Regions from separate parts of the Homo sapiens genome. Here region 2 is linked to region 1. A link is a contact called in ENCODE Hi-C data. All regions are on one chromosome and are shown on one strand. Each heading gives the region's core, a stretch centred on a gene start or an enhancer-like site at or near the end of the contact. The rest is flanking DNA. Distances are from core to core; before and after follow the strand shown.

Region 1 (3,968 bases), core at 1,468-3,967:
ATTATCCTACCTGGTCCTTAAAATGTTCCTGTGAGGTAAGTTAAGACATGTGGCCCCCTCCATTTTATAGATGTGAAGACTGAGGCAAGGGGACATTCGCAGACTGGTTTAACAGAGTGTGACAGAAGTGACCAGTTCTAGAATCTTAGGTGTGGGGAAGAACGCAAAGGAGACAGGAGTCCCTCTCCCACTTCTGGCCACTATGTCACGACTACACCCTGACTCATTATGTGACCTTCCCCTTTTGGCCTCTGGATTCTCATTTCCACAATAAGCACATGTGCCTGGACCACCTCTGAGACTGCTCCCAGCACTAGACTCCAAAGCCTTGTGAGCTCTCTCCAAGGCCTGATATCTGGAGCCATCATTTCCCAAGTGAGGGTCACCTGGGCTTCCTTTGTCTACACTAATGTTGGAAAAGGGGAGGTTTTGTTTAATTTTTTTGAGTTGATGGTTCAGTAGATCACAAGTAATTTTGTTTTATACTGATTTGAGAAATTTATGGTCTTCCCACTCTGAGCAGGTGTAAGGGACACTGGTTTACCAGGCTCTGCTTCCCCACTGGGGTGGGTCTGGGAAGAAGCAAATGGGCTGGAAAAGTGGAGTTCTTTTGACTCTTCATTAACTTAACAAATATTCATGGACCCAAGCATTGTGTCTATATAATCCTGGGCACCCCATTGTGCTGGAGGCATCCAACAGCTAAAGACACAGCCCTGCGCTCAGGTAGCCCAAGTCTGATAGAGGAGACAGCCCTGGCCCTAAGGGCCCGTAGTCTGATGGGGGAAGACTGCTATTACAGGGTTACAGATCCTGGAATACAAATGGAGCCAGGCTATAGATCTAGGGACAGATAGATATACTATAACAGCAACCAAGTGTTCACTACATGGGTAAAAGTGAAGAGGATGGAGAACTAGGAAGGCACTGGCTGGTTACTCTGATTTCTAGGCTCTTACTGAACATTTTGTTTTTTTTGTTTTTTTTGTTTTTGAGACAAGATCTCACTCTGTTGTCCAGGCTGGAGTGCAGTGGTGCAGTCAGAGATCACTGCAGCCTCAAATCCCCAGGCTCAAGTGGTCCTCCCACCTCAGGCAACCAGGCTTGAAAAAAAAAAAAATTTAGCCTCCTGAGTAGCTGGGATTACAGGCACCCACCACCATGCCTGGCTAATATATATATGTATATATATTGCATTTTTAATAGAGACAGAGTTTCACCATGTTGGCCAAGCTGGTCTCGAACTCCTGACTTCAGGTGATCCCCCCGTCTTGGCCCCTAACCTTTCTTCAAGCCTGGTTGCCTGCAGCTTTCCAAATTTCAGCCAAACCCAAGGGAAGTAGTCTGTGTTTTACTTGGGTATTTTCTCCTAATGCAAATGTCTTTCTGGGCTCCTGGGAAAGAGGCCTGTTTGAAGGAAATACTGTTAAGCTGGCATGCAGCCGTTGGCACCCACAGGGAAGAGCACCCTCTCTCTGGAAGCCAGGCTCCACCCCAGCAAGAAGTCCCAGCCCCATCTGACTCCACTGACCTCCCCTAGGGAGGTATCTCTGACTAAGCAGACTACAGGGCACCTAGAGATCAGCTCCTCTCCAAAGGCCCCACCTGCTACTCTGGCCTCATGAATGACACCCCTCCACCCCAGGCTTAGAGTGGGCATTCGTTCTCTGTGCTTTGTTTCCATGTGTGCTGTGAGCTCAAGGGTAGAGTGAGTGTCCTGCTCATGTCTGGACTGCTCACAGTACCCAGTGCCAAGCTGAGCACACAGTAGTTATTTGATTTATGCTCATTAAAATGAACTGTGGCAGGGTGTGGTGGCTCACGCCTGAGTTCCCAACACTTTGGGAGGCCAAGGTGGAAGGACTGCTTGAGTTCAGGAGTTTGAGACCAGCTTGGGCAACACAGTAAAACCTTATCTCTAAAAAAAAAAAAAAAAAAAAAAAAAAAAGTCAGAAAATTAGCCAGGCATGGCGTCATGCGCCTGTGGTCCCAGCTACTTGGGAGGCTGAGATGGGAGGTTCCCTTGAGCCCAGGAGGTCAAGGCTGCAGTGAGCCATGATCACACCACTGCACTCAGCCTGGGTGACAGAGTGAGATCCTGTCTCAAAAAAATAAATAAAAATAAAATAAAATGAGCTGAGTTGGTTACACTGACTAACTCAAACAAAAGTAGGCTTTGGGCAAGACCTAAATTACCAGGATAACGGAGGCCCAAATTATCCAGACAATATGTAGATTACGGACAAATACAAATAATGAAGATCGAAGACATGTTTGAGTTATGTACAGGCTGAAGGAAAACTGATTCTCGGGGAAGGGAAGCAGGCAGGTGAGGCCCAGGGTTTCTGGGAAACCCCTGTGTAAACAGTGGCAGGGGGTTAGCAACCCCCACTGCTGCTTCCTTCTGAGATGCTGTCTGGGAGGAGAGGTCTGAATCAGGTGCGTTCCTAGAGGCATGGGGGCTCTGCCAGGCTGAGGGTGGCTCTGTCCTCAGGCATCTGCTCCCAGGCCTCAGCAGCCCCAGTGGAACGCATCAAGTTTCGCTGAGCTGGTCTTTCTAACTTTCTCCCCGGCAGCTCCGCGGGAAGCAGGATCAAATGTTCTCCAGCCTGAAAAGCCCGGCTGGGGTGTGAGGAGAAAGGAGAAGGGGAGGAGGGGCGGCCAATCTGCGGTATTGGAAGGGGAGGGGCCGGGGCCGGGCCCCAGGGACAGGCCTCGTGACTCTCCTTGCTCCCTTTCTGTTTAACCCTCCCAGCCAATTCTTTTTCCTTTAGCCATTAGCTCTTTTTGATCCACGTAAAAGGGGGTGGGGGGCGGGAAATCTGGCGTGGACTTGGAGGCGTTCAGCACACCCGCGACCGCTGCGTGGCATAAACTACAGGGGGCGCCATTCACATAGGATACGACAGACATGGCGCCCGCCCCCTCCGCCCCCCCAGTACAACGTGGGGGCCCTGCTGCCACGCCCTCGGGTCTGACCTGACCCCAGGACAAGCTGGCGGGTCATCCTACCCTGTACCTCACTTCCCTCGCTCCTTCTCTTCCCAACCCACCCCCAAGCCCCCGCCGCCAACTCCTGTCTTGGCCCCTCACCCTCCAGGTCGCTCTTGTTCTGGCCCCCACTCCTGCAGGCCACGCTGCGGATGGTTCAGAGAGAGACGGGGGCGGGGGAAGGAGCCATCGGGCCTTCTCCTGCGCATGCTCGCTGTGAGACGAGCGCTGTGAGCCCTGGGGACTCGCTGCCCTTTTGATTAACTCGTCTTATTACGTGGCTCTCCCGGCTCTCCTTGGGGACCCTCCATGCCCACCATCCCAGGGGGCCTTTGGGATCCATGCCTGGCACGGGCTTGGAAGGAATCCCCAGGCACCGGCCCACTCAGTCACTAAAGGATGATCCGGCCTGCCCATCTGTCCCCCTTTTCATCCTCTAACCCAAGGTTTATCTGAAGGAGCGTGCTACAATTCATAAGCATCAAATGCCCATAATAAAGGCCATTTGCTTTCATGACCACCTTTGTCATCTTCATTTTAGAGGGGCAACTGAGGAACAGAGAGGTTCAGTCACAGATAGCTAGTAAGTTGTGTTCAATCGAACTAGAGAATCTGGCTCCAGAGTCAGAGTCTATACTCTTCACCACTACTTGGTGCTGCGTCTCACGAAGAAGTGGGGCCAAAAACTGGCACACTAGAGCTGCGCTGGCCAAGGCATAGCTACTGGTAGATATTTATGTCAGTTTCTCAGTCACGCTGGCCACATTTCAAGTGCTCACAGTCACACTAGTGGTTACCGTGTTGGACAACAAAGATATACAACATTACCCTCATCACAGGAGTTTTATTGGACAGCAGTGCTCAGAAGTCCTTAATTTTTATCCCAGCACTACTGCTTACTAGCTGAGCGACCATGGCCGGTTACCTAACCTCTCTGTATCTCAGGTTCCATAAGAATGGTGCAAGGCCAGGCATGG
Region 2 (4,253 bases), core at 355-2,854, 410 kb after region 1:
TAGGAGACAAATTCATTCATTCAAAAAATATTTATTGAGCCATAGGCATGGAGGGAACATCAGTAAACAAAGCAGGTGAAATTTCCTGCCCTCTTGGAGTTTGCTTTCTTTTAGGGCATAATGTTAAAGATAAGTGCTGTGGAGGAATAAAAGGGAAACAGACGAGGGGAAGTGCTAAGAATAGGGATTCAGTGATCTAGAAGTGATGATCAGGGAAGAAGCCTTCAATGAAAATGTGACTTTGCAAAATAAAATTTAAAAGAAAATGTGACGTTGGAGCAAAGATATCAAAGGGAATGATGCAGGGCCTCCATATGCCAGTACAGTGCAGCAGGGCTGGGGGACTGTGAGCAAACTACCATCATCACCATCAGGGGCCTGGGTGATAAAAGAGATAAGATCCCATGTAGATCTGGGTGAAGAGTGTTTCAGACAGAGGGAATAGAAGGTACAAAGTACCACAGGTAGGAGACAATAAGGAGGCTAGTGTAGAGATAAGCAAAGGAAGGAAAGCAGCAGGAGCTGAGCGTGGGGCAAGTCATGCAGGGTATTTGAGAGTCTAAGTATCTGGACTTTCACTCTGACAAGGGGAGCTATTAGAGGGTTTTGAGCAGGGAAGTAACATGATCTAACTTGATTTTTAACAGAGTCACTTGTCTGCTATGTGGAGAATAGACTGTAGAAACAAGGGGATGAGCAGAGAGACCAGTGAAGAGGCTCTTGTAGTAGGCTTGATGAGTTGGTAATGGCTTAGACCAAGGTGGGGGTGACAGAGGGGTAAGAGGTGTGGCATCTGGATTATTTTGAGGAAGACTGTTTAGGAGACTCCCTTCTGGAAGTAATTTAGCACAAACAATTTGGAACTTGGTAAGAGGTACATCGTGGGTATGCAAGCAGCTGTTTCAGGAATACAGAGCCCCAAAGAGCTGCCCAGTTTATTGAAGGCAAGAGTCGTTTACAGCCTTGCCTGTGATAAGAGCTTTGTTGCGTCTTAATTACTTTTTTGAAGTTGTGCAAGACACAGTTTTCACAGAGTACACCCCCCTCCACCTACCATTTTGGCTCCACCTCAAGGTGGGGTGCCTGGTGCTGCTGCTGCTGCACCACCCCATGGTGGAGTTCATAGGGCAGCTTGCATGTGTACCAGCAGAGGTGCCCCTTCATTCTGAATCAAATTGAACTAATTGTCAGTATTAGAACCTGACTTCTGTGTCTTTAAGAGTAGAAACGTGAGTAATTTTACTATAAAAGATTACAGATCACTCATCAAACGCTGGCTTTGGGAATGGAATTGTGAAAGCATAGTGATACAGAGATACATTAGACATAGTCCCATCTCTAAAGAATTACGGTCTACTTGAGGACAAGCAAATGCCCAAGAAAAGATATCTAACCAATACAGGCAGTAAGCATCTAGGTCCCAGCAAGGGAATACAAAGACAGGACCCCATTTCTAGCTGGAATGGTCTCCTCATAGAATCTCAGCTCTTTTTAAAAACAACAACATAGAACTGGTTTTTGTTGAGCCACCCACACCCTCCTCTCCAGCTCAGGCCTAGCTTGTTAGAAGTCAGCACTAAAGGTACACGTTTGTCATAGTTTGTGCAGTATAAACCAAGCAAGTCAGAACTGGCTCTCACCTGTCTGATTCCTGGACAAGGGCAGTAGCCTGGTCAGGAGAATGCCTGGAAATACATTAATCAACTGTGCTTGCCAGGCCAGGCACTAATCCTGATCCCCAAATATGTTGTTTTGGTCAGATTCACAGTCTGAGAATGAGGCTTCACCAGTAAAACGGCCACGACTACTTGAGAATACGGAACGGTCCGAGGAAACCAGTCGATCTAAACAGAAGAGTCGACGTCGGTGCTTCCAGTGCCAAACCAAACTGGAGCTGGTGCAGCAGGAATTGGGATCGTGTCGCTGCGGTAAGCATCTCCCCCAGTGGCGTGATGGAGACTATATCCTTAACACCTTGGCCCAGCTTTGGAAATTTAAGTGGCTGAAGTCTTTCGTTCTTCTTCTGAGTACTGTAAGTTTGCTACAGTAGTGCATGCGATATAGGTTTGGGGCTTGAGAAATCAGGAGCATAGTATGTTTGCCTCTAAACACCCTTTATTCTCACACATGCAAAAAAGACAAAAACATCCCCATGTTCTTAATGCATATCTCCTTAGAGCTACATCTCACTGCTTAGTGCTTTCAACTTCCCCCCACCACTTACTACTCTGGTTTCTTCTCACGACTTCAGAAGTTTACCAAACAAGCAAAATTCTGGAGTATGTACCATAAAATTCAGATATTAAGTTAATTTTGAATGAGCTTCTTACTATTTATGATAAATGGAAGATTTTTTTTTCTCCATATCCCTGTTAAATTAAGCTTTGATTAGAAAATTACCTTTGAACCTTAGTTCATCTAGTCAGTTAATACCTTGAAATAGCCTTTTTTTTTTTTTTTTTTTTTTCCTGGGCTGAATCCATCCTCCTGCCTCTGCCTCACAAAGTGCTGGGATTACAGGCATGAGCCACCATATACCCAGTCTGAAATAGCTTTACAGTCACCTTTCCTTCTGTATTCTGTAGTGTAATACCTTTTAGAATTGCTGCACAGGGATGCCTACCCACAGTGGAATGAAACTTAAGTCAACCCTTTCTCTCTTCTTGACCACATGTATCATGACACATAGGAACGAAATTGTGTAGCAGCATTATTTTAGGCTGATTTACAGTTTCCTGTACTTGTTTTTATTTCCTGGTTTTAAAACCTAATATTATAAAATTGTTTGAGGACCAGTTCAGCTGTCATCAGGTTGACTTTGAGACCTGTCTGTAGCCTCTGAGAATCCTATTTCTTTCTTTCTGAGAAGTCAGCTTTAGAAGCCCCCTTTCACTTCTGGGACAGCCGAAGATATCCTACAAGTACTATTGCTGACAGTCAGGACTAAATAGTTCACTCAGCAGTTATAAAGTAATGGTCACTGGAAGTTTACTATCTTCTGAAGCGGCAGCCTTTGCTGCTACGGTTCCTCAATTATCTGCCCTATTGGAAATGGGAAGGAAGAGAGAGGTTATTAGCTTTTCATAGAAACTACGTTGGAACTCCTATTCCTGTTTTGACCAGATACCTGTTTGTTACACATTCTGGTGTATGCGGTACTCCACGAGATTAGAAGTGCATATTCAACTGCAGAAACCGGAACCAGCATGGGGAGTCTAAATGTTACCAGATAAGGTTTTTAGGGCATTTTGGTTATAGTGCTAAGCATTTTTGGGAAACCGTAAAGAGGGTTAGGATAGGTGGTGGGAATAGAGGCTGACAGCAGTTTTCAGATGTCCGTGTGTTCATGCACGCAGTATGGCCCAGGTAAGTTCAAAACCTTATTCTTAGGCTATTTCGATCAACCCTGCCAGGCAATTTTAAATTCTTGGTGATGTAGGGCAGGGACACTGTGGATGGCTGAGGAAACTCTGGGCTCTGCTGGCTAACCAGCTTCGCTCCACTCTGCAGAGGCTGTCTCATCTTTTGTGATCTGCAAATTCTTGCTTTGGTCTTCATGTGAACTCTCAGGGAATTTGAGCAGTTCAGTCTGTTACCAGTGTTGTGAGCCTACCTGGTCATTTTAGCTGTTGCTTTTGTAACGTAGGCTTTTGGTTGTTCCTCAGTTAGAATTGTGGGACTTTCCTGAACCTTCTGTTCTTGTTTCTTCCTTGAAAGTAACTGAATCCTGGGTATTACACAGGATTTGCCATAGCGGATCAAGCAATTGGTCTATCAAGTATGCTGTCTTGTCCCCGGCAGTGGCTAATGCTTCTTCTTCTTGTCAGGCAAACAGGAGATTTCACAATTTAGCACTGAGATCTAAAGATGTAACCAGGTCTCCTAGTTTACCCTTCAGCTTTGACGCAGACTACCTAATTTCCTAAGGTCTTAGCATCCACCTGAAAAAAAAGAAAAAAAAAAAAACAGTAATATATGTTAGATGACTTCACATTCACTCAAGTAAAGCCAACTTGTCTAATCTCTGGTAAATATAGATTACTCTGCCATGCTCTTAACCTTTGTGGGCAGGAGGCTGGATTGCTAAATGCATATTGGGTTTGCTTCAGTATGCATCCTTTTTAAATGTTCTAACATGTAGTCTCTTGGCTTGTGCCCAATTCCGAAAGTCTGCTTTTAGGGAGATTTGACTTTTTCTGTTGGAGAAGAAAGCCCTGAGCTTTCTGCAGTCTCAACAGGATGTAACTTTCCTA

Evidence for each region. Hi-C counts contacts between places; a loop is a spot of excess contacts on that map. Pooled maps may share reads with other maps.
Region 2: a map with no recorded cell type shows a loop between it and region 1 (2.1-fold over the local background). The contact joins two enhancer-like sites. A Hi-C loop is called at or near these places in 1 of 37 single-sample maps with no recorded cell type and 2 of 50 pooled maps.

Annotation. Positions count from the first base shown.
Region 1 is chr6:37,702,719-37,706,686 of GRCh38, forward strand. No RefSeq gene overlaps it. Among named protein-coding and RNA genes, the nearest start is that of MDGA1, 6.8 kb to the left of the region's middle. RefSeq lists a silencer at 2,858-3,117. Within about 2 kb of position 2,718, at least 29 of the 41 ENCODE cell types and tissues checked have a DNase peak (open chromatin) inside an H3K27ac peak, as active enhancers do.
Region 2 is chr6:38,114,812-38,119,064 of GRCh38, forward strand. ZFAND3 (zinc finger AN1-type containing 3) reads left to right here. Exons shown (of 6, transcript NM_021943.3): 5 at 1,761-1,928. Among named protein-coding and RNA genes, the nearest start is that of ZFAND3, 300 kb to the left of the region's middle. Within about 2 kb of position 1,605, at least 2 of the 41 ENCODE cell types and tissues checked have a DNase peak (open chromatin) inside an H3K27ac peak, as active enhancers do.